Regions from separate parts of the Homo sapiens genome. Here region 1 is linked to region 2. Evidence: read pairs that join two places in POLR2A ChIA-PET (ENCODE). Cell type or tissue: MCF 10A. All regions are shown on one strand. Links, peaks and the distances in the headings refer to the core of each region. The heading gives the core; the rest is flanking DNA.

Evidence for each region. Peaks named below come from ENCODE experiments on the same cell type or tissue, not always from the same donor. Only the 100,000 strongest peaks of a DNase experiment are listed, where the experiment ranks them.
Region 1: POLR2A ChIA-PET joins it to region 2 with 5 read pairs; 2 of 35 experiments call an interaction of 5 or more read pairs at or near these places.

Annotation. Positions count from the first base shown.
Region 1 is chr11:10,587,031-10,599,551 of GRCh38, reverse strand. IRAG1 (inositol 1,4,5-triphosphate receptor associated 1) reads left to right here. Exons shown (of 21, transcript NM_130385.4): 16 at 5,357-5,406; 17 at 5,953-6,060; 18 at 7,940-8,004. IRAG1-AS1 (IRAG1 antisense RNA 1) reads right to left here. Exons shown (of 4, transcript NR_046375.1): 2 at 10,402-10,540; 3 at 5,324-5,435. Among named protein-coding and RNA genes, the nearest start is that of LYVE1, 25 kb to the right of the region's middle. RefSeq lists an enhancer at 4,754-5,953. In MCF 10A, for the core only: no CTCF peak of the experiment used is centred there; a DNase peak (open chromatin) is centred at 7,011.
Region 2 is chr11:10,483,070-10,495,590 of GRCh38, reverse strand. AMPD3 (adenosine monophosphate deaminase 3) reads right to left here. Exons shown (of 15, transcript NM_001025389.2): 5 at 10,552-10,771; 6 at 8,227-8,356; 7 at 2,048-2,242; 8 at 561-692; 9 at 1-21. Among named protein-coding and RNA genes, the nearest start is that of MIR4485, 19 kb to the left of the region's middle. RefSeq lists an enhancer at 6,648-7,552. In MCF 10A, for the core only: no CTCF peak of the experiment used is centred there; DNase peaks (open chromatin) are centred at 4,830, 6,270 and 7,210.

The DNA.
Region 1 (12,521 bases), core at 2,404-10,403, 100 kb before region 2:
GCAGCATGCACACATGCTCCAGACTGTCAGCTTTGGATCTGTCAGCAAGGCTCCTGACCCACATGCACCTAGGCCTCTAACCATTTTCCGTCAGTGTTGGAAGCTGAGGAAGTTGCCGCCAAAGGAATCCTAATGCGTGGACTCCTGCATTTATTGCTGCACAAGGCCTCCTGCAAACCACCTTACCTAAGATTTATAGGATGAGCAGTTACCCATGAGTCTCATTCGTTCATTCTACAGACATTTATTGAGTACCTTTGGTTTGCCCTATATAATACTGGAATATAGAGGTAAAGGGCACACAGTCACAGACCCAAAGGAGCTCCCAACCTTTGGGAAGTCAAGGCAGTGTAGCCAGTGCTATGACAGAAGAAAGCAGACTTCCGAGGAGAATACACCACAGAGTCCCACATTCACTCTAGGAGGATGAGAAAACGCTTACCGTAGGAAAGGTCAACGATAGCTGTACGTGTTTTTCTGATATTTGTTTCCACTCCAGTTGTTCTTCCAAGCTATACCTCAGCTTGGGCTAGGCAGAGTGGCCGTAACCACTCAGCAGGTGTTTCCATAAGATACTCTATGACTGTTCCCTAATAGTGTTTGTGTCTTAAGCCTTTATACAACCTCTGCAATCTTTGTCTATGCCTGGGGTTTTGAAGACTGCAGTAAATAAAATATCCCTGATTTCAAGGAAGGTGATATACATTTTTTAAAAATAACATGTTTCTTTCTGAATATGAAATTTACCAATTATCTGCATTTTAGATTATTTCCTTAGTGTAGATTTCTAGAAGTATGAATACTAGCTCAGGGGAAATAAATTTTTTAAGGCTCTTAAAGCAAATTATTTTCAAATAACCCATTTATGTTTTCACTGAATGGGTTACAATACTCAATTCACCGTGCCATTGACACAATTCTTGTTCTTTCTTTTTGTAAATATCCATGACTTTGATAGGCCACAATTGTGTCTTGTCTTATTGTTTTAATTGTATTTCTTGGCCTTTCCAAATGTTTATGGAACATTTGTATTTCTGCTTTTAAAAATTCTGTATTTATGACCTTTGCCACTTGTAAGCTTGGTAGTTTACTAATTTATATGAACTCTTCACATGTAAAGAATATTTTCTGGTTCTGCTATTTTGGCTGACTGGAAAACTTGAAAATCTTTTGACCACAAGCACTTAGAAATTGCTGCTGGACAAAATAAAGCAAACCTTTGTCTAAATAGCTGAATCCACAAGAAAATAAATTGAAATACCCAGATACAAGAAAAGAAAAGAGAACTGAAACCAAGCTGACCCTGCAGCTTCCTTAGGGACAAGTGTCAGCCTTGGTTATCTGGGAGCTGAGCTTTTGCACTTGCCTGTGGTCTGAGACAAGGCCTGGAACACCTATGGTAGAGAGTTGACACAGATTCCCACAGAAAGTTAAGGGCGTCCAAGGACTATATCCTCAGATGGAATTTGGATAAGGAAAAATAATAATCACCAACCAGCAGAGAAACAAGGAAATTTGTTTCACCCTGGACTGTAGTAGGAAAAAACACTTTCTCCTTCCTCATAGGGAAAGTACGTGCTCACAAAGTGACAGCAGTGATGATGCAATATGCAGAGGATTTGAAAAGAACAGCAAGATGGTGCTTCTAAGATATGTTAGAAATAAGCAGAAAAGTACTCTGGAGAGACAGACCCTGCATCTGGACACACAGGATTCCTCTAATAAAGCCTCACTGAAGATGACTTCACAACTTAAAATTATAAAATACACAAGAAAACAATTCATCATGAACAAAAGTCATCAGTTACACAAAACAATAGGATTATATCCTAAGAACCTCGGAAAATAAAATGATCTGACAATTTTTTTAAGATAAGCTTAAAATTGTTACAGGTAGCTGGGTACAGTGGCTCACGTCTGTAATCCTAACACTTTGGGAGGCCAAGGTGAAAGGATCGCTTGAGGCCAGGAGGTTGAGACCAGCCTGGGCAACAAAGTGAGACCAGCCTGGGCAACAAAGTGAGACCCTATCTCCACAAAAAATAAAAATAAAAAGCAATTAGTCAGATGTGGTGGTGGGCACCTGTAGTTCTAGCTTATCAGGAGGCTAAGGTGGGAGGATCGCTTGAGCCCAGGAAGTCAAGGCTTCAGTGAGCTGTGATCATGCCACTGCACTTCATTCTGGATGACAGAGTGAGACCGTCTCTAACTTAAACAAAAATTATTGGAGACATAAAATAATGGATCAAAAACAGAGTAAAAGAATACAGTTATCAAAGAAGAATAAAATAGAACTCCTCAAAATGAGGAATAAAGTCACAGAAATCAAAAACTCAAGAGTTTAGATGTGGTAGTTACTATATTTGAGGCTATTCTTCATTATTCCAGATCTCCTTCTTCTGGGCACATTTACCCATCCCCTTGAAGTCACAAGGCAAGGCCATGGGATTTGCTTTGGTGAATGAAATATGAGTAGAAGGACATGTCACATCTGAACCTAGGCCTCTAAGAACTAGAATGCAGTTTGCCCTGTTTCTTCCTCCTAACATGATAACCATCATTGCTCCAGAATAGTAGAAGGCCAGTATTAGGCTGAGTCCAGAGTGAGGAAACAGAGAACCAAGCTTGCTGCAGACTTGGAAGTAAATGAGCATGTAGCATAAGCAAATCACATCTTCCTTGTTATCAGCCACTAATACTTTGGAGTTGCTTATTATTACTATGCTATTAAACTAGTATAACCTAGCTTATCCTGATTGATTATAACATTTAAATCAAATTGGGCACAGTTGAAGAAAAATTAGTTAACTTGAAGATAGGTTTGAGGAAGTTACCCAATGTATAGTTCAGAGAAATAAATTGATTAAAATTATGAAAGAAGCATTGAGATATGGGATATAGAATGCAGAATGAGAAAGTCCCAAATACATTTATTAGGCCATCCTTAAGGGGAAAACCAAGGAGAGAAAATATGCCAAGAAAGAATGGCTAAGGATTTTCTAGAACTAAGGAAAGTCATCAATCATTGGATTCAGAAAATACGTGAATTCCAAGCAGGAAAAATAAAAACACACCAAAGAGAAACTGCAGAACAGTAAAGACAAAGGGAAGATCTTAAAAGTCATCAAAGAGAAGATTACTTACAAAGGAATGACAATTCTCAATGGCAATAATAGAAGAAGCCAATGGAATAATTTCTTAAAAGAACTAAGAGAAAATAACTGTCAATCTAGAGATAACACAGATGGCTAAGATACCATGCAAGATTGAGGGCTTGGTAAAGACTATTTGGAGACAATTGAGAAAGTTTACCTCTCATAGACCCTCGCTGAAAGAACAACTAGAGGATGTACCTAAGGAAGATTGAAATTGAACTCAAACACATGCTCACAAATGTTCATTGCAGCACTTTTCACAATAGCAAAGACATGGAATCAACCTAAATGCTCATCAATGACATATTGGATAAAGAAAAATGTGGTACATATACACCATGGAATACTATGCAGCCATAAAAAAGAATGAGATCACCTCTTTTGCAGGAACATGCGTGGGGCTGGAGGTCCTTATCCTTAGCAAACTAACACAGGAAGAGAAAACCAAATACTGCATGTTCTCACTAAGAAGTGGGAGCTAGACATTGAGTACATATGGCCATAAACAAGGGAACAACAGGTACCAAGGCCTACTTGAGGGTGGAAAGTAGGAGGAGGGAGAGGAGCAGAAAAAATCAATGCTGTCTACTAGGCTTAATACCTGGGTGACGAAATAATCTGTACAACAAATCTTCATGACAAGTTTATGTAATGCACCTGCACATGTACCCTGAACCTAAAATAAAAGTTAAAAAAAATTGAGCTCAAAAGAAACAAGTAGGATACAAGAAAGAATAGTCAACAAAGACATTTGTAAACGTGGGTAAATCTAAATAAGCACTCTCTGTAGAAATCAACAAACATAATGAATAATTTAAGAATACAAACACAAGGTGAAATAAAAATCCTGGAAAGCAATATAATTAAGAGGGAGGGTTATTATTTTAAGATTTATTCAAGAAAAGAATAGAGAGCTTGTTTAATTTTAAATTTAAAGTCAGTATGTTCAAAAGTTAAGAGGACATGCTAAAGGTTAAAAATAGAATGTATAATTTCCAAACAAAAGTGTCAGGTGGGAGGAGGGGTAGAAAAAGTCAATGAATAAAACAAAATAAATAGAAAATATAAAATTACATGGTAGAAATAAATACAAATATATTAATCACAAGAACTATAACTAGTATAAATCTATTGGTTAATAGAGAATCTCAGATTAGATTATGAAAAAAACAGGCCAGGTGTGGTGGTTCATGCCTGTAATTCTAGCACCTTGGGCGGCCGAGGCGGGTAGATACTTTAAGCTCAGGAGTTGGAGACCAGCCTGGCCAACATGGCGAAACCCTGTTTCTACTAAAAATAAAAAAATTAACCAGGTGTGGTGGCACACATCTGTAATCCCAGCTACTTGGGAGGCTGAGGCACGAGAATCACATGAACCCAGGAGCCGGAGGTTGCAGTGAACCAAGATCGTGCCACTGCACTCCAGCCTACGTGACAGAGTGAGACTGTCTCAAAAGAAAAAAAAATTTTTTTTTGAAAAAACACATACGGCTATGTGCTTTTCAAGAGACTCACCAAAAATATATGGATATGAAAGAGAGAGATATGCAGGCTAAATGATATTGGTTAAACTGAATCAAATTGAATTGAACTAGCAAATACCTTTCTCTGCACATACTCAGGTGTTTCCTGGTGGTAGGATTATCCAGGTATGAAGCTAAACATATTACGTGAGTTATATCACTTAATGTATGTAGTAAGGAGAAGAAAATCCTGGGGTGGTAGCTTCCTTTGCTCTGAGTCATTTGGTAGGTAACATATTGAAACTACTTCTGTTAGCAAGTTTTCATTATTTACTGGCACCACACCTTCCTTGCTCATAGTTTCTCTGACTGTACATCCTTGAACGAGCATGAAATAACCCAATAAGTCTTCGTGTTGCTGAGTAGTTTTCATACACTATCTAGGGTGTTATGCAGAGCGTGTTTAGTGGGGTCAGATAAAGATCAGAGGTCCAAGACTGGGGCTTCCTATAGTGAGAAGGGGAGTTAGGATAAAGGTTTTGTCCAAAAAAAGCCCCCACTCTGCAGCCCCATCTCAAAGGATGAAGTGCCAAACTCAGTGTCCCCAACACCCAGACCCTTGGGCTATCCCTTGAGGGCCAGTTCTGGCCCATGGATACGATAGCCTAGTTTCTGTTTCCTGCTGGTGCCTAGCCTGAAACTTACCTGTGTTCTCTTCTCTGCTCCCTCCTGCTGCAGAAGATGGGGTCCCTCGCACGGCACGGTCCATGTCCCTCACGCTGGGAAAGGTATGCATGTTCAAGGAATACCAGGGCTCCTGGAAGGAGTATGACAGAAGTTTCCATGGTCACCCAAACAATCATTCATTCTGGGATCCATGGATGCCAGAGAATCTCTGAACAGAGTTTCTATTCGGCTTTCCACACTCTCAAGTTTAGCCTCTGACATCTTACCTTTCTTGCTCATGGTTTCCTTAACTATGTATACATCCCTTAAATGAACATGAAGTGATCATAAGCCTTCATATTGCTACAGGCAGCTTGAATACAGTCTCCAGGGTGTTACCCAGAGACTGTGGGGTCATTTCCATTCTGTATCTCCAAGATCTCATAAGCTAAAATAGAACAGATTGAGCGTTCACTCACCAACAACAGAAAATTTGGGTCAACTTTGGCCACTCTCTCCACACCAATTCTATCATTGCTACTGCAAAACCAAAATATCCAGTGAATGCCATTACAGCATTAGAAATGAGGAGGCTTTTTCCCAGCCCTTCTGAACTATGGCTATTGCTACCTCCAAGACAGTGAGCCTGGTCACTTCTCTTCCTGCAGAATATGCCTCGCCGGAGGGTCAGCGTTGCTGTGGTTCCTAAGTTTAATGCCCTGAATCTGCCTGGCCAAACTCCCAGCTCATCATCCATTCCCTCCTTACCAGCCTTGGTAAGTATGACGATGTCTGCCTCCCAGCACAGAATAGTAGAATAACCTTTCCTTCGTACTCAGTCCTAGGGCAGGGAGGGTGACCAAATGGGGGCAGGGTCAACAAGGAGAGGAAATTTCCAGAATAGAATCTGAGTGATAGGCTCAAAAACTCAATATACACCAGGCTGCATGTATTCTACTACTCTGGGAAGTCCCACTGCCCTCAGCATGGTGTTGGCAGCTCAGCGTTCTTTGCAAATGATAACTCTTTTTGTGCTTACACCACAATCTGCCAAGGTGGTTACAATTTTTTTCTACTCTGCAGTGGGCTTAAGTAGCTGAAGTTTGTAATGTGTGATAGGTGGTAGAACAGCTTTGAACCCTAGGTTCTCTGATTCCACAGCCTGAGTTCTTCAACCCATTGTTCTCCTGCCTCAGTTCATTGTAGCATTGTTCATAATAATGAAAAGTGGGAAACAACTCCATGTTCACTAATAAGAGATTGGTTAAGCAAATGGATATTCCTATAAGGGGTTTCTGTAGAATTATCCATAATTTATTATGAATCAAAAGCAAGTAAAATAGAATATACAAAACCTAGTGTATAAACAGTATAATTCTGTTTTGTACTTTTTAAAAGAGTGTGTTTCTGTGTGTAGACATAGAAATTTCTGGTAGAAGATATGTGAAACAGCTAATAATGGTTATCTCTAGGCAATGGTAAAATAGTTCATTTTTATTTTCTTCCTGATGCCTTTTTATATTTCTATAATAAGAATGTATTGGTAATAATCAGGAAAAATACATTTCCATTTCTTTTAGACAAAGACGTTTGGATATAACAAAATATTTTCTGTATCCCAGGCCTTTGTGCATCTGGCTAATTCTCTCTAATTCTTTCTTCAGTGGTTTCTCTATCCCCTGCCTATGACTAGCACTACCCTATAAGGAAACAATCTGATTGTGTAAGCAACTGGAAATTCAAGCTCTATGTAATACCAATGAGTGGTATTCACTGCTTCCTGCCTCAAGCATTTCAGTCGTCTATGAAATCAACCTAAATTCCCAAATTACCCACTAAAATAAAACAACCTGAAAAAAATGTTTAAGAATGTTGGAGAGGACTGGTTAGTGTATTTTAACAGATCTATTTCCCATACTTTGCCTAAAAGCATAAATTTATTTTCCAAATATATATTCCTTTAGACTAGGGGTTGGCAATCAGGGCCATAGATTAAAAACCACACAGGGTACTTTTAAACCATTATTCCCCCAGGCCCCACACCAAGATTCTGGAGTGGATCGATACTTTTTTAAAACCTCCCCCAGGTGATTCTAATGTGCAGCCAACATTGAGAACCATTACTTAAACCAAATCCATTGCAACAACACAACCTGGAAATCCTGGGGAACGTATTGTAAAGAAATTTCTGATGGTTTGAGCTTTCAGTAGTGATTTGCATCTCCTGAGAATTGTACCTGGAGCTATGTCTCTAGGGACAGTGATGGGCTTGTGTGAATCTATTGTAAGGAGCCTGAGACCTGCATTTGTAGGAGGCCCACTGGTGTTCAGTCACAGTTGCTAAACGGGACAGAGAAAAACTGATGGCTCCTCTCCAGAATGGAGCCTCAAGATGTAAACTTTCCTCTTCACTTAAGGAAACTTAGCAGAGGTGAAGGAAAAGGAGGAAGCTGCATGTGCCCTAGAGGAAAGGAGGACAGGGAAGGCCTGAGGGAAAGGGCCAAGTCCTGGGCTCAGATGAAGATTGGAAAGTGGGGGCATGGAGGAAAGAGGAGAAGCAGCAGCCCCGCTCCCAGCATCATCAGAAATCCAGCAGCTCTGGCTTCTTCCTTCCATAGCGCATCCTCAATTCTCTGTCTTCTGTTTTTCACTCAGTCGGAATCACCCAATGGGAAAGGCAGCCTACCTGTCACTTCAGCACTGCCTGCACTTTTGGAAAAGTAAGTTTGTCGATTTTCCTCTTGGCTTCAGGGATCTCTCAGGAAATTTTCCCCATTTTACTTTCCTTCCTCCCATTTTTATCCCCAAAATGCAGTGGAAAGCAAATTAAGTTTTAAGGGAAATGAATGGGAGTCTGAAACCCACAAAGATTTCAGAACCTGTTTGCAAAATTCTTGAACCAGGAAGATGCCCTGAGTGAGGCCAAGTGTACCCAATCTTAGAGAGCCCAGAGAAGGCTGGAGCCTTCTCTGCCAATTGGGATTCCTTGGGCTACAGACAAAATAAAGCCCCAACTCAATGGGACTTAATTAAGTCCAGAGGTAGAGCTGCTCCTGGTATGGCACAGCAGGGCTCTAGCTCAGCGAGTCTACAACTTCCTTGCCTCTGGCCACATTGTATGTTAACTTCATCATCAGGATTGTGGCAAATGGCTGGTAGTTCCTGGGATCCCCTCCAGACAGGACAATACCTAGAGGAAGAAAGGGACTGTTTCTTGCCATGTTCCTTTCTTAGGAATAAACCCAGAAGCCTTTCACCAGTCTTCTCTATTATCTCATTGACAAATCTGGAAGGAAGTCCCTTTCTAAAAGAATCACTTTGGGAAAGGGATTGTCATTATGGGATTAAACTATTCCCTGGGGTTGGTGAGAGGGTCAGCTTCCCATAAAGCAAAATGACTCCATGAAGAAGAGTAAATTCCTGAACAGAATCATGTTGCTGTTAGGAAGTAGGAAGGAAAATGCATATTGGATTAGCAGCCAGCAGTTTCTGTGATTTTCTAGGCATCTATGCAATTTGCAGATCTTTTCATCCTCAGCCAGAGTAAGGCAGGCTGTTTCTATGCACTCAGAGGATTTTATAGCTTACTTTTCAAATTCTTTCATTTGCTTGCTGAAAAACATCTGGATCACACCTGCTGCCTCTCAGAATTTTCCCCTTGTGTCTTTTCTCACTTGGTAAAACATATACCTTATTCTTCCTTCTTCCTTGCCTCAAGACAGCTTTAGTCCTTTGTTTTTCTTTGCTGTTAGAAAAGTTTTGCTATCTGGCAGGGAACCTGTATGTTGGGACCCTTTTCAGTACAGACAAGCTCCCATCTCCAGACTCAGCCTGCCTCCTACATCTGTCATTCTGTATAGCCACCAGCTTATCACCCAGTGATTTGTTAGTCTTGAAGTTTGCCCAGCATTTCGTCTCTTTGCCACCTCACCCCCATAAGCTCACAGGTCCTTCGTGTTATAGAGGGTCTCTTGGGGTCTCTCTCTCTGTCTTTTCTTGATCACTACAGGGAAATTGTCAAGAGGCAACACAACCACCACCACATGGAAGTAACCGAGTTTACAGAAACTTACCAAGTCCCTAGAGTCATAGTACCTCATCCAGGGTCTCTGAATCTCTCCAGAAATGGTCACCTCATGCTCTGACTGAGAAACCCACTAAAATTCTCCCTGCCAACCTTCCCTTTGGGTGCACAGATCCCTACTTCAGAGAACCCTCAACTCTAGCCCCTTTCCCAACTCTAGGCCTGCAGAGCCACTCAAGGCAGAAGATCTCTTCAACAGACTCTTAATCATGACAGAGAGGGCCTGAACTCTGTAGAACTTATGCCAGGCCAGTTGAGCACTTCTGTCCAAGGCAGTGGGGATCATGAAAACATGAATTATCCTTGGTAAGGGAAACTGAGGTACAAAATTGGAGACAATAAGCAGCAGCCCCAAATTAGGAGTGTCAATGGGTGACGATCAATAGTGGCATCACCTTTCCAGTGCTTTATAGAACCTGGAGAGATATGGACAGAGTGGGGATTAAGGCAAGTCAAGCACACTGGGGCTGACTCGCCAGTTGGGAATATACCCATGTAAGAATGGTTGCAAAGAGGTGAGGGCATCTTTAGAGGAAGAGGGGTTCAGGATGAACAACAGCTTCCCCTTCTGGATTTCTCAAAGATGTTAAGTGATTTCCATTTAAAACTGGAAACATGGCCAGGCACGGTGGCTCACACCTGTGATCCCAGCAGTTTGGGAGGCTGAGGCGGGTGGTTCATGAGGTCAGGAGTTCAAGACCGCCTGGCCAAGATGGTGAAACCCTGTCTCTACTAAAAATACAAATAAATAAATAAATAAATATAAAGTGGAAAATTTACTTGATTCCCAACAGACTAACAATGAGACAATATATGAGTAAAAGTGAATTCGTATCTTCTGTCCTATACACAAATACAGTCAATTCTAACTGCCCTATCCATATCGTGAAAGAGAAATAATGTGTTATAGTTTAATATACATTGCTTTGGAGACTGTTGTATTCAGCTTTGTGTTAAAATGATTTCACCTTTCCTAAGCATACAGTGACAAAGCAGGAAGGGCACTGGCTAAGCAAAGGATAAGATCAAATACCCTGTGGCTAGTTCACAGGAAGATACTTGAGAGCTGGTTACACTGCTTCATGAGATTTCAGAGAATGCTGAGCCTTGTTCTTGGAGGTCATTTCGTAATGAACTGCTCTTCACTCACCAAGGGCCTAGAAACCTGTAGACTTAAACATATGGGTGGAGAGTGATATTTAAAGTTAGTCCTGAAGATGAAGAGAAAACAAAGCTCAAGAGCAGTTCCACAAGTAGAAATGGCTATGTAATTGTAGTCTTTTGTTCTTTCATTCCTTCAGCAATTAATCACCAAGGGCCAGGCACATAGAATGTACTCAAGGAGCTTGCAGTCTAGCGGGAAAGACAGATGGGAAGCAGCCTATTATAATACAACATGATGGGTGGGATCGTAAGGAAGTGTAGGTTGCTAAGGGAATGATGCACAGAAAATGAGCACCTAACCTGATTTTGGTGTAAGGTTGGGGGAACTGGGGAAGTGGGGGGAAGAGAGAGCTTAGAAAATGATTCCCCTTGGCTGGGCAGTGGCTCACGCCTGTAACCCCAGCACTTTGGGAGGCCAAGGCAAGTGGATGACTTGAGCTCAAGAGTTGAAGACCAGCCTGGGCAATATAACGAAAGCCCCATCTCTACAAAAAATATAAAAATTAGCCAGGCGTGGTGGCGTCCACCTGTAGTCCCAGCTACTCAGGAGGCTGAGGTGGGAGGATGGCTTGACCCCAGCCGGGAGAAGTTTCAGTGAGCTGAGATTGCACCACTGCACTGCAGCCTGGAGCCTGAGCGACAGAACCAGACCCTGTCTCAAAAAACAAAAAAAAAAAAGTTTCCCTCTAGGAACTTACTTTTAAAGTAAAAATCTAAAGGGTACATAATCAACTAGGTGAACAGGAGGTTAACAACATTCCAGGCTTTGTCCATGTGACAAAGTATGGAGTATTCAAGGAATGATGATAATGATAACGATGACAATGGTAATTACTGTTGACTATTTACAGCACTGATGACAATGGTAATTACTGTTAACTATTTACTGCACTGATGACAATGGTAATTACTGTTAACTACTGCACTGATGACAATGGTAATTACTGTTAACTATTTGCTGCACCTCGCTGTATGCCAAGTGCTTTGCTAATTGCTTTGTATTAATAATCTCAGTTAATCCTCACAGTAATTCCATGAGGTAGGTGTACTATTAATATCTCTGTTTTATAGATGAGGAAACTGAAGCTCAGAGAAATCGTCACTTGCCTGAGGTTACACAGCTGGTAGATAGCAGAGCACATGCCCTTACCCTTTTAATAGACCGCCCAACTGGAAGAACAAAACGAAGTTCAGTGTGACCATAGAGAAGAGGATGAATTTAAGAGCTATTTTTGAAAGAGCATGGTGACCGGTTGGGCATGGAGTGGAGAACAGAGTCGGGGTGAGAGACAGGGTGTGTGTGGAACCGTTCACAGAGCGATCAGCAAAACCAGGATGTAGATGATGCACAGGGTTAGTGTCAAAAAGGGGTTATTATGTTAATGTATCACAGAGCAATTTTAACTCTGAATCTCTAAAAATAACCATGTTTCTATACTCTTGAAGCACCCAGGGTAAATTCCTTAAAGATTTCACAGGACACTAAATTTGTACAGTAAGCAACTCCCCTTTGCTGATGGTATCTTGGAGTGAATTCCTCCCTCCCGCCACCCACCCCAATAAACTTGTGGCGGACCCCAGGTATCTAGAACTGAGTAACACGGAGTAAGGAAGCTTGGGTTCCCTGGGCTGGGCTTGTCAGAGGGAACCATGGCAGTGGGGGTGACTTGGAAATATTGCTGAGCCCAAGAAGATATGCCGATCACAAAGGATAGTAGCCACTTTCAAATATTGTTTACCATGTGGGAAAAGTTGAATCTAATATACCTGCCTGTCCAAAAATATATTTTGACTAAATAGTTCTTCACATTACTGAGAGCTGAGCACAATGACAAACATTTTTGACCTGGTGCACGTGTGAGAATAATGAGCCTCATTTTCATGAATCATCCCAGAAAGAAAGCACATAGGATTTCAGGCAGGGGACAGATGCCAAGATCCATGAGCCTTCGGGCCAGAAATCCCTAGGGTGGGCACAGGCTGTGCTCA
Region 2 (12,521 bases), core at 2,986-10,985:
CTCCAGCTCCCGGGCAACCTCCTGGCACAAGAAGAGCTTGGGTCAGCCCCAGTGCATCCCAGCTACATGGGAGACTCTCACTCTCCGTCACCAGCAGGGTCCTGTTGCTCCCCCAGCCACCTTGCTCCCAGGCTGGAAGCACTCATCTAAATCCCCAGGGCTGCCTGCTCCTGTAAGCTCTTGTTCCACTTTAGGAGAGGCCCCCTCTGGTGAGGAAGGCCTTGGGTCTGCAGAACCAGGCCACAGCAGAAGCATCTCCACACGGAGCTCATCTGCACCCAGCTAGGTTCAGGCTGCAGAGACACGAAAGCCAGGCCAGGTGCTGTGAGCTTGGCCAAGGTGGATACCCTTCCCTCCTCTTTCCTGCAGTTGGCACATGCAGCACTGCCTGGAGCAGGCAGCCAGACCACAGCACTGGGCACCTGGGCACCTCACCCTTCCCTGAGCTGATGGTACACAGAGGGAGGGGAAGGGGCCAGGGGCACACAGGGCCCCCACTCTCTGAAGGCAGATGTTGGGAGGCACCTGAGAGGCCTCAGAGAGACTGAGGGTTCACTCACCTTGACCATCCGAGCAAAGTACTCTCCTCCCAGATAGTTTTCAGTTTTCAAATACAGGTCACGCAGCTCACTGGCCCCCACAGGGTTGTATTTGGAGTTGAACTTGTCAAAGCGGTGGAATGTCTGCCGGCCCTGAGGGGGGAGACCACACCAATCAACGCATCGTTCTGCAGCCACCATGCACGTTCCCCTCTCTAGACCTTTACGAGGCGGCCTTCTGTATGGCCACACCGAAAGACATCTTCTATGTCAATTCTTGCATGAAACCTTAGAAACTCCTGAGCACCAGGACCATGGATCCTCACTCGGTCAGCTTGGGATCCTTTGGCAAGGCCCCCTGTGAAGGAACAGCAGAGGCCCCACCTGCAAGTTACCACAGCTCGGCTCAGGACATGGCTGACTTAGTGAGCAGAGAGGCTGCACCACTGAATAATAGAACATTCCCTATCACTACTCACATTTTGTAAAGCACTTTCTCCACATTATATCATTCAATGTTTTGTTTAACAAAAGTTTTTTTTGTTCTAATAAAGCATGTACAACACAACGTTTACCATTTCAACCATTTTTAACCATACAGTTCCAGTGGCTTTAAGTACATTGACATTGTTGTGCAACCATCACCACTAACCATTTCCAGAACTTTTTTATCATCCCAAACAAACTCTATACCCACTAAACACTAACTTCCCATACCTTCCTCTCCCCAGCCCCTGGTAGCTTCTACTCTCCTTTCTGTTTCTATGAATTTGCCTATTCTAGGGACCTTATATCAGTGGAATCATATGATATTTGTCCTTTTGTGTCTGGCTTCGATTTAGTATAATCTTTTGAAAAATCCATTCATGGTTGTTGCATGTACAGTACTTGACTCCCTTTTATGGCTGAATGATATTCCGTTGTATGGATATACCACATTTTGTTTACCCATTCATCTGTTGATGAACACCGGCTGTTTCTATCTGTTGGCTGCTATGAATAATACTGCTATGAACATTGGTATGTGAGTATCTGTTCAAGTTCCTGCTTTCAGTTCTTTTGGGTATATACCTAGAAATGAATTGCTGAGGCATAGGTAATTCTATACTTAACTTTTTTAGGAACTACCATACTGTTTTCCATAGCAGTTACACCATCATTTAGTGTTTTAATATTTTTTTAAGTTAATAAGGCACATGGCTGTCACCATTTTATAGGCAAGGAAATAAAGGCTTCTGTGAGTTGCCTAAGGGCACAAAACTCCTAAGTGGCAGGAGTGGGATTAGTGCTTAGACCTGTCAGGCCCCAAGCCACACACCCTCTTTCCCTGTCCCATGGCTGCCCCAGACCTGTTATTCTCTGAGGCCGCATGACCTCTCAGTCAGATAGAAGAGAAAGCTGCTTCCGTAGCACCTCCCGGCAAGCACAATCATGGTGGCTTTCCAGGGGGCTGAGTCCCCAGCCAGGGCTGCTGTCTGCTGGCGGCACTGGAGCAGAAGCTCACTCACCGCGTGGACATCCAGTGAGTCCACAGTGAGGTCGTAGGGGTCCATGTGCAGGCCGTCAAACACCTGCCGCAGGGTGATCTTCCGGCCCCGCTTCTCTGCCACAGTCCTGTCAGGCTCCGTCTGGTATGTGTGCTTGATGAAGCGCAGCAGATGCTTTTGGTTCATGCAGGCGGCCGCATGGATGTGTGTGTCCACCTGGAACACAGCGCCCACCAGGCCCTGAGTCAGGCCACCTCCCCTAGCAACAAGAGTTAAGACATCCAACCCTCAATGTGCACAGAACCCCAGCACCTCATGGGCCATCCGGGCAGCCCCACCAGTGTCTGGATCCCACCCCCCATTTCTCCTCCAGACTTCGGAACTGGTATCCCTCCCTTTCAGCCTTGCTGCGCATTCCACCTCCTTACAGCACCAGGAAATCTTTTTAAAATGCAGATTGGATCAGGCCATTCCCCAGTTAACAAATGACCTATGGGCCCATCAGTCTCAAGATAAAGCCCAAGCACCTTGGCCTGAGATTCAAGGCTTATTTCAAGCCTTAACTCTCGCCTTGCCACTGCCCCATTCTGTGCTGCAGCCGTGACAAACCACTTACGGGTACACCACACACCAAGGTACAGTACACTGCATCCCTTTGCCCACGTGTTTCTTCAGTCTGGAATGCCCTCCTTTCTCTCCACCATCTCATCCACCTAGAAATTTCCCACAACCTCCTCCATTTGGGAGCCAACCTTGTTCCTCCAAGCACAACTGAATGCTCTTTCCCTTGCCCAACCTCAAAACCTGGCACAGGCATCCCATTGTTGTGCAGACCGTCCCGATCACTCTAACGTTTGTGTGTCTACGCTTTCACTAGACTGGGAGCTCCTCAAGGACAAGGGCCATGTTTGATGCCTCTAAGTCTTCAGCACCTACCCCAGAGCCTAGTACAAAGTCGAACCAATGGATGAATGAATGAACAAATTAACAGGTACGACAGGTTCTCACAGTTTTAGTGATAACCCTGAGGGCCCATCAAATCCCACTCTTCCCATTGATCCCTCTCAGAACCCTCAGAGCATTCCCAAAGCAAACCTCCAAGTGGGAATGAATGAAAAGAACAGACACTAAAGGCCAAGCCTCCAAACACACCCTTCCTTGACTAGTTACACCTCACCCAAACTCCAGGGCATCCAAGTCCCAAGAAGAAGCCACTCTACTGGAAGCCGCTCTACTGACCCTAAGCCAACATATGGACTCAAGCTGTGGGGCCCAAGGCCAAAGATCTTAGAGCAAATCCTAAGAAGCAGAAATGAACAGTCAGCTTAGACTTCTCCCCACATTCCAGGGAAAGGCAGTTTTTTGCAGAAGGCACCTTTGCAGAAGGAGCCCAGCAAGGTCTCAAAACACCTCATGGGATTTCTCATGCCCTCTATATCATGCTAAGTCCTGTGATACCAGACCGACCCCTTGCATCTCTGTCCTCTCCTTTTCAGCCTCCTTAGTCAGCTCATCCTCACTACCAGACCTCTTAATAATGGAATTTCTTGATGCCTGGTCCTGGGCCCTCTTGTCCTCTCACTATAAATTCTCTCCAAAGGTGATCTGTTCCATTTCTGTGCATTTAATTATTTTCCTTATACCAATTCCCAAATTTATGCCACCAGCCAAAAGCTCCAGAACTGTACATACTATTGCCTTCTTGATATCTCTATCTGGATAACCCAAAGGCAGTTCAAATTTAATATATCCAAAAGTGGACTCTCCATCTCTGACCCCAGCCCAAACCTGATTTTCTCCCAGATTCTGGAATCCCAGGAAATGGTGTGTCCTGAATCCAGCTGGTCATGCTGAAAAACTGGGAGTCATCCTTGGCCTTCCTACTACTCCCTTCCCTCAGTGAGTCTCATCAGTTCTACCTTCCAAATGGATGTCAAATCCATACAATATTCTCCAACCTCACTGCCACCACGGGAGTTCAAGCCTGCATGTTCTCAGGCCTGAATTCACAGTGACCTCCTAACTGGTCTTGTTCCTTTTTCTTGTGCTCTGGTTCAATTCATTCTCCATACACAGAAGCTAGAAGGGATTCTTTAAATGTAATTTGATTCTGTTACTGAACCCTCTTCATTAATCTTAGGATGAGGGCTCTGCTAATATTGCCTGGATCCTACCCATCTCCCCAACCCCTCATCCCCAGTCTGCCTTTTCACTGTGCTTCACTCATAGGACAACCACAAGCCCTAAGGAAATGAAGCCCCAGCTAAGCTGAGGGATGGCCTCAAGTCACTATGGGTAAACTGACTCCCCCTCCCTGAGCACAAGGGACCTATGGGAGCTCCGGGGGAGGACGACAGCAGCCTCAAGGCCAGGCTGCTGACAGCCATTAGACCACACTCTGGAGCTACTGCTGCGGCCGACTGGGCGCTCAGCCCGGGCTGGGGTGAGGAGGCGGCTGACCTCAGGGCAGGGAATGCTGTCCACGGCTGGCTGAGCATCTCCAAGTAATGCCAAACCAGATATTTGATCCACTGGACCTCTGTGAGCATTATGCCAGCCAGCCCATGTCGTTAGCCACAGCACTCACTCATCAGCATCCTTCCTGCCATTAATCTTGCCATTCTTACCAGAAAGACAGACCACTGGACACTGGGGAAACAAAGCAAAGCAGAAAACTAAAACATCCCCAAAGCCCAGGCTCCTCAGAGATGAGGCTGGGCTCACGTGGGATGCACAAAAGAAGGTCAGCCTGGCTCAGCTCAGCTGGACACAGCTTGGTACAATGACCTCAGCATGACTCAGCGGATTCTGGGCTTTCTGGTCCTGTCCTCTGGCTTACCAATGACACACCACAGGGGGGTCAGCCTGTCCTTACCCCCATGAGTCACAAGATAAATGAGGAAAACAACTGGACAATCCAGGAAGCACCCCATCCAAACTTCAGAACTCAAGGGTGATTATTTTAGGAACAAAATAATTGAAGGTCATTGGAGGTCAGTGTTTTCAGTTCACCAGAGGATCCAAGTGCATTCCCCGTGTTCACCTAAGACCTCAGATGTAAAGAAAGAGCAGAGTTTCCAGACCTGGGACCTAAGCCAACATTGACCATTTCCATACCCATGGCAGGCATCAATAATCGAACACAGCACTCTTTTCACTAAGCTTTAGGGGTGGCCCCTAATTGGTCAGGTTTGGCACAGAAGGTAAAACCTATTTGCTATTCTTAATATGACACTTAAACCACAGTGGATGTCACCTACTTCTACCCAATTCCCAAGCAGCAAACACACTCAGCTCTTCTGTCTTGCTTCTGCATAGAAAACAAGTGTCTCAGTCACACAGTCCTGCTGGCTGGGCCTCGGGGTGTCTCAGCCCTTCACCTGCTGTAGTGTGACAGGTGCCTTCACAGATACCACCCACACAGATCCACGGCCACGTCGCAGCTCCTGCCTCAGACCACAGCCCTTGTCTGCCCCAGGGACACCAATAGCCACTTTAGACATACGGAGGCCATCATCCAGCCCATTCTGGATTTTAGAAAGCAGCTCTCCTCCCCATAGTAGAGGCTATGAGAGTGCTATCAAGGCCAGGTGTGGTGACCCACGCCTGTAATCTCAGCACTTTGGGAGGCCAAGGCAGGCAGATCACCTGAGGCTGAGAGTTCGGGGCCAGCCTGGGCAATATGGCAAAACCCCATCTCTACTAAAAATACAAAAATTAGCCAGGAGTGGTGCCAGGCACCTATAATCCCAGCTACTCGGGAGGCTGAGGCAGGAGAATCACTTGAACCCAGGAGGCTGAGGTTGCAGTGAGCTGAGATTGTACCACTGCACTCCAGCCTGGGCAACAAGAGCAAAACTTCATCTCAAAAAAAAAAAAGAGAGACAGAGTGCTATCAAGTAGGCAGCACCCAGGGGCGGGCACAGACCTGACTCATAGCAGACCTGCGCCCATGTTTATGGACTGACTGTGGTGCCTAAGAACAGGCCACTGGGTCATAGATATCAAGGTCATCTCTGTCCAGAGAAAACATTAACCCCAAGACTGCAGGAGAACCCTGGGGATAGGCTCTGATTTGTTACCCTAGCCCCACGCCAGGACTGTTTCTCATGTTGTGGCCAGAGGGCAGCTGGTAGACCCAGGAACACCCACTGGGGCCCCACCTTAGAAGAAAACAGTGTCAGTGCCAGCACAGCCAGTGAGGACACCTTGGCCCCAGGCAGCAGGAAGCAGGTAAGCCCAGAGCATTCACGTATGCTCAGGGCAGGGCTGCATCGGGCTGGGCAAGGCGTTTCTTTGAACACGGGCCTGGGCATGTGCTAGGCGTGTGAAGTTCTTTGGGCAGGGCTGAGAGGAGTTCACACAGTGATGGAGGCATCCACCTGTCTGAACGCCTAAGCCTCACAGAGAAGGAACAAATGGTGCTTGAAGGTGAAAATGCCAGGGTGCCCACGTAAGTGGTGTCTAAAACACCTTTCACTTCTGCCTGGAAATCCCCAAAACACTTCTGTAAGCCTCTCAGGGCACATGAGCTGAAGCCAAACTCTCACTTCTTAAAGCTCTTGATCCCATCCAAGTGGGAGTCTGTGTTGGACCCCTGGCGTGTAACAGAAGTGGTCTTAGGGCCTCCAGGTAGGGTCTTCCATCTGCATTGCTGATATGCTCCCAGCCAGGGGGTCAGGGAGGCTGGAGCTGGGCTTTCCCAGAGGAGCCACATCCTCCCCTGGCCTACCCTCCCTTATCAAAGCTGACCCCAAAAAGAAGAAGTCCCCAAGAGGTTCCCAGCTGGGACAGAGCTCCTGTGGAGATGGCAACCCCACTGTGACTCCACCCAGCTTTAGCCATCCCTCCTCCAAGCAAAGCCTGATCCCGACTCTTCCCCCAGGAGCTTCTCTCCCAGCTCGCCACCACACCCCGGCCCACCTCCCTGCCTTCTGTGGGAAACCCACAGCCCCTGCATGATCCAGGACCTCCCCACATCTCTGCAGCCTTACTCTCCCCACAACCCGCTGCTCCCCGCTCCCAATGCCTGAGCTCCAACCACACCACACTGCTTGCAGTTATGTCAACACACTGTTCTGACTCTCTCGACTCTCTCATACCATCCCTCCCTCCTGACATTTGCACATCACGTGCCTCTACCTGGAATGCCACCACTTCCATTCCCCTACCACACCCTCTGCCTGGCAAGCTCCTACTCACTCTAAGTCAGCTCAGTTCTGGCCTCTCCCTCAAAGCCACCTGGTTGACAGGAAGTGACTCTTGCTCACCATCAAACACCCCCTGCCTAGCACTGACCCTGTGCCTCACTGCACAGCGCTTCAGCAAAAGAGAATGGAAAGGCTAGGGCCATGATCATTTAACCTTCGCTCCTACCGCAGTTGCGGCCCCTGCAGGCGGAGACTGCCAGGAGCCCCGGACAAGGCTGCCATCCCCTTGGTGGGAGAAGAGAGGCAGAGATCTGAGCATATCAGAGGCTTTTCTTTAAATCCACATGATCCCGAAGGATGCAAAACCACAAACTCCCATCTCCAGAGAGATCTTTTTTTTTTTTCAGGGAATTTAAATTTTATTTTATTCACTTATTTATTTTGCTTTAAGTTCCAGGATACATGTGCAGGATGTGCAGGTTTGTTACATAGGTAAACGTGTGCCATGGTGGTTTGCTGCACCTATCAACCCGTCACCTAGGTATTAAGCCCAGCTGGAAGCCATCATCCTCAGCAAACTAACACAGGAAGAGAAAACCAAACACCGCATGTTCTCACTTATAAGGGAGCTGAACAATGAGAACACATGGACACAAGGAGGGGACCAAAGAGATCTTAACAGCTGTGTCTTTCTTTGATGACTCTAATACATCCCCTACCTTAAAAGTAGGCTGTGCTCAACTTTTATGACCAATTAATAGGCTGTGCCCTATTTTCCAAGGAAGAGGGCACATCCCAACAGATATACAATGCGGACAAATGTTTCCACCTAGAGTGATTCAAGTGCTGTCTGAGGCCCAGCCTGACACAAATGCAGCTCACCCATCTTCCTTCTGCACATATGCTTCATACCCCTCTGGCCACGAAGGCCGCCCTTAGCAAGGAGCCCTGAAGTTCTCACAGGGGACAAGCCTCAGACTGGCTCAGGGCATCCCATGGGCTGGGAGGGGGACCGGGTGAGGCAGCTGTGAACACTCGCCCCTAACGCACCTTTCTCACGTTATAGAAGTCCCGGTGGGGGTTACTCTTCAACTCTTTGAACTCGGACATTTCGTTTAACATCTCATGAAGGCTGAACTTGGATTCCAGAAAGTTCAGTCGCCGGTGACAATAGGTTTTCCTGCAAGTTGGAGATGGGGAGAGACCATAGTTGAGTCGCATCGAGCTCTCCAGTTTGGAGGCCTCCAGCATCTGCAGGGGCCAACCCTGGCTGGAAGGGTCAGGACGGAGCAGGGCGGAATGAGGAGGTTCTGGCTTTCTACAGACCCTGCTGAACTGTTGAGTCATATCCACAGACTCTATAAAGTCAGTGGAGAGTCAGGAGATGGGGCAGTAGCAGGCCAGCTCTGGGACCTCATACAGGTGTTTTGACTTCTTGTTTATGTGTTTAGGGAATTAACCGCAAGCCTCCATTTCCCATGAGTAAATATCAGGTGGTAACACCCAAGGCTGAAGTAAGGGTTAAACTGGTTTATGCCTGGGAAAGGGCCTGAGTCCAAGCAGAGTGGATGCTCAGTGGAAGTCTCCCTCCTTCATCTCCTCCTTTCCTTCCTCTTTTCTATCCTCAGCCACTTGTCATTCCTTGAAGAAGGAGTTTGTTGCCCAGAGGATTGATAACACAGTCAAACTATAAGGCATGACCTGCCCACCTTGGGTTGCAGAGGAACCAGCCCCCTGACCTAATGGCCACGGCCCAAGGATCTCTCAACTCTGAGGCTTCACGACAAGAGGAGGATATTTTGCATCATGGGTGGATTGGGACTGTAGGGATATTTGTTACCGAGACAGAAATCTCTGTAAGGACTGATGCCCCCAGATTCCCACCAACTCAGAGAAGGGGCCCATGATTTATCAGCCAGCAAAGGCCTTTGGGGATGGGGGTGCTCACTGCTGTGGCCAACTGCCAGCCCACACACAGCCTAGGTGCCTAGCCACACACCTGCATCCACAGCCGCATGGAACCTTCGACCACAATTCACGCTACCCTGCTTCCTCAGGCCCCCAAAACAAACAGCAGCTTCCTTGGCATCTAATCACGTAGACTTCCATAAGAGCATCTGCCGGCACTGCAACAGCACAGTCATCCATCTGCCCAGACAAGCCCCAGAGTGGACGGAGCACAGGACAGCCTCAGAGTCGGAAGGGAGTTTAAAGGCCATCTCACTCAGTCTCTCTCCCTAGGCAGGATCCTCACAGCCTCCCAGATGGGACAGCCACTACTTGCACACCTGGCTGAGGACAGCCTCTGAGGAACCGCCCCTGCCCTTCCCATGCCTTAGTTCTGCCCTCAGATCAGGGAGGACTAAGAATCATGCTGCCCATCCACATTGGGCTCACTATGCTACTTTCGAGACTGGCATCACAAGATTCCCAGAAAACAAGAGAGAAGGTCCTCAGGAGTGACTAGCACCTCCTCTCACCCAGACTCCCACTCCCAGCACAGCCACTCTGAGGCTCACAGAGTCCAGGTATTACTGATCAGCCTAAGTGCCCACCAAGAAGTGAGGGGCCAAATTCAGAAAGATGGCTGCCCACCAGGTTAGCTGGAGCCAAGCCCACGAGCATCATGGTGCACCATGCCCATGAGCAAAGTTCCCCAGGCTCCCTGCATGCTCCCCTCCAGAAACCCAGAAAACTCAAGGCCTGAAGCAATGTCTTCATCACTCCTCACCAAATAGTTATGCTCTGGGCTGGTAACTCTCTGCAAGGCTGCTGTCCTGCCTGGGGAGAGGGATGACAGCCATTCAGAGGCACCCAGGTAGCTACCAGCAAGCAGAGGCTCCACACTATGCACGCAGAAGGGACAGGGAGGCCGGTCACAGTGGCTTACACTTGTAATCTCAGCACTTTGGGAGGCTGAGTTGGGTGCACTACCTGAGCTCTGGAGTTTGAGACCAGCCTAGGCAACATGGCAAAACCCCTGTCTCTACTAAAAATATAAAAAATTAGCCATGGTGGCACGTGCCTGTAGTCCCAGCTACTCAGGACGCTGAGGCAAGAGAATCACTTCAACCCAGGAGGCAGAGGTTGCAGTGAACCAAGATCGCACCACTGCACCCCAGCCTGGGCAACAGAGCAAGATGGTGCCTCAAAAACAAAAGAGGGGACAGGGAGTACCAAGTCAAAGGCTATGCCAGCTTATGAAGGAAAACTGTTGCAGAAACCCGCAAAGCACTGAGGAAAGGAGAAACCGCGCTCTTTCTGGGATGCTTTAAGTACAGGGGACCCCAGGGCAGAGGGGTGAGGCCTTTCTCATCTCCTTCCTACAGAACAGCACCTGTGCAAAGACAGGCAGCCGCGGAGAAGCTAGCTTACGTGGGGCCATCGGTGATGAGAGCCAGGATGTGGCTCATGTCCACCGTGTAGGTCTCCAGGTCGGGGTAGGGTAGGCTGTGCGGCTCCTGGTGCTCCAGCATCTTCTTGTTATCATACACAAAGAGGATGCCCCCCTGCATGTGGACCAAGTAATCCAGGTTGGGGGGTGCATCATCCAGGCAGTAGGGGTCTTCCTGGGGCAGTGGAGGAGGGTGGAAGTCTGCAAAACAGGATTGAGGGATGGCAAAGTGCCCCTGACCTTGTGAGCACACATGGGCTCAAAAGACACGGAGGCCTGCGCTGGCCTTCCTGCCCAAAATCCAACCCTGCGCCGGCCCCGCATCTCATATGCTCTTCCCTGCTTCCTTTTGTCTCGTCAGCACTTACCACCATGTCAAACCATGTCACTTCTTTATCTCAGATATGATGTCTTCTCCACTCCAATAGAAACTCCATGCAGGCAGAGACTTTAATTTGTGCTGTTCACTGCTGAGTGTCTAGAACAGTCCCTGGCACATGGCTAGCACTTCAACAATTTTTTAAAATTTAACTGAAATGGGCTTCATTTTCCTCGGCACTTCAGAGATTCCAGGAATATTAAAAAGAGCAGCGGTGTCTTCTCCCAGGAAAAAAACAGATTGCACCTGGACTGCCCAGTGGGAATAACTGTCCCGAGCCCAGGCCAGGTGAGGGGCTAGATAAAGAAGCCACTCCCTCCCCAAAGGAGCAAAGGATAGGGAACTTGTCTCCCCCAGAGCAGAGAATGCCAATGATAAAGCCATCTGCCCCCAACCACTATAGGTTAAGGTTAGAATTAGCCAACAGGAGGTAGAAAACTCCTCTATGCAATTTCCCTGCTGTGAGACTTTCAGCAAACTCCTTTACCTCTCTGAGCCTATCTCCTCTGAAGATAACACCCCCTGCCTTAACACGCTGCTGTGAGGGTTGCAATAGTGTGTATAGGAAAATTCTTCATAAACAGTAATGCACTACAAATAATGAATTATAGGATATTATTCTTATTATTCTCATAATTAGTTTTCCTGACTCTTGATAAACTCTGTCCCTGGCCAAGGAGTGTATTGATGCTAAATATCAGTAGAGCTGGAGGCTTCAACTCCATGCAGCTCAGCCAGCACCATCCAGGATCAGCTGTCCAGCTGCCAGCATAGGCAGGAGCAAACCTCAAGATCTGCATCAAAGGAAGCTGCCAAGGCAGAGTGACCTGCCTGGGCATCCTCCATCTGTGCTTGGAAGGAACAGACCATCCCTAGAGCACATGTGAGGAGCCACAGAGGGGCTGATGCAGGCAGAGCTGGAGAGGGGAATGCCCCATCAGGCACGGCCACAGGCCAGCTCAGGAGGCCCTAATGCAATGCAGTGGTCTGTGAGATGCAGGCAGTTCAAGGCCCGGGTGAAGCTACAGCCTGCATGTTCGGAAGTTGCTCCTCTTCCCCATACTCATGCCCAGAACCCAGGGGTCCTCTGTCCATGTAAAGTACACATTTGACAGTCATTTCTGTCTGTCTTTGCCAAAACTGGGGTGGTAGGACCCACTTCCCTCAGATAGGGAAATAGGCCCAAAGGGCTGAGATTTACCTAGGGCCCCAGATGCTCAAAGTACAGGACTTGAAATTCAAGGAAGCCAGAGACTGGGGCAACTTGGCACCACCAGCTACCCCCAGAGGCAGCCAGGGTCCCAGGCATTGATGGAGACCACCAGGCCCTTATGTGTCCCCCACCACCAACTTTCAGGAGTGGGGTTTCCTACTGTCCTCATCACTGCCTCTACTGCTCCTAGGTTCTTCATGGCAAGGCTTCATGAGGAAACCACCTAGCCCTCTCCGACCTCCCCTTCCCTGAACTCGGCAGCATAAATGTAGCTACCATTTATTGAACACTCACTAGATGCCAGAACTGAACTAAGTACTTCACATGCATTCTCCTGTTTAATCCTCACGACAGCCCTG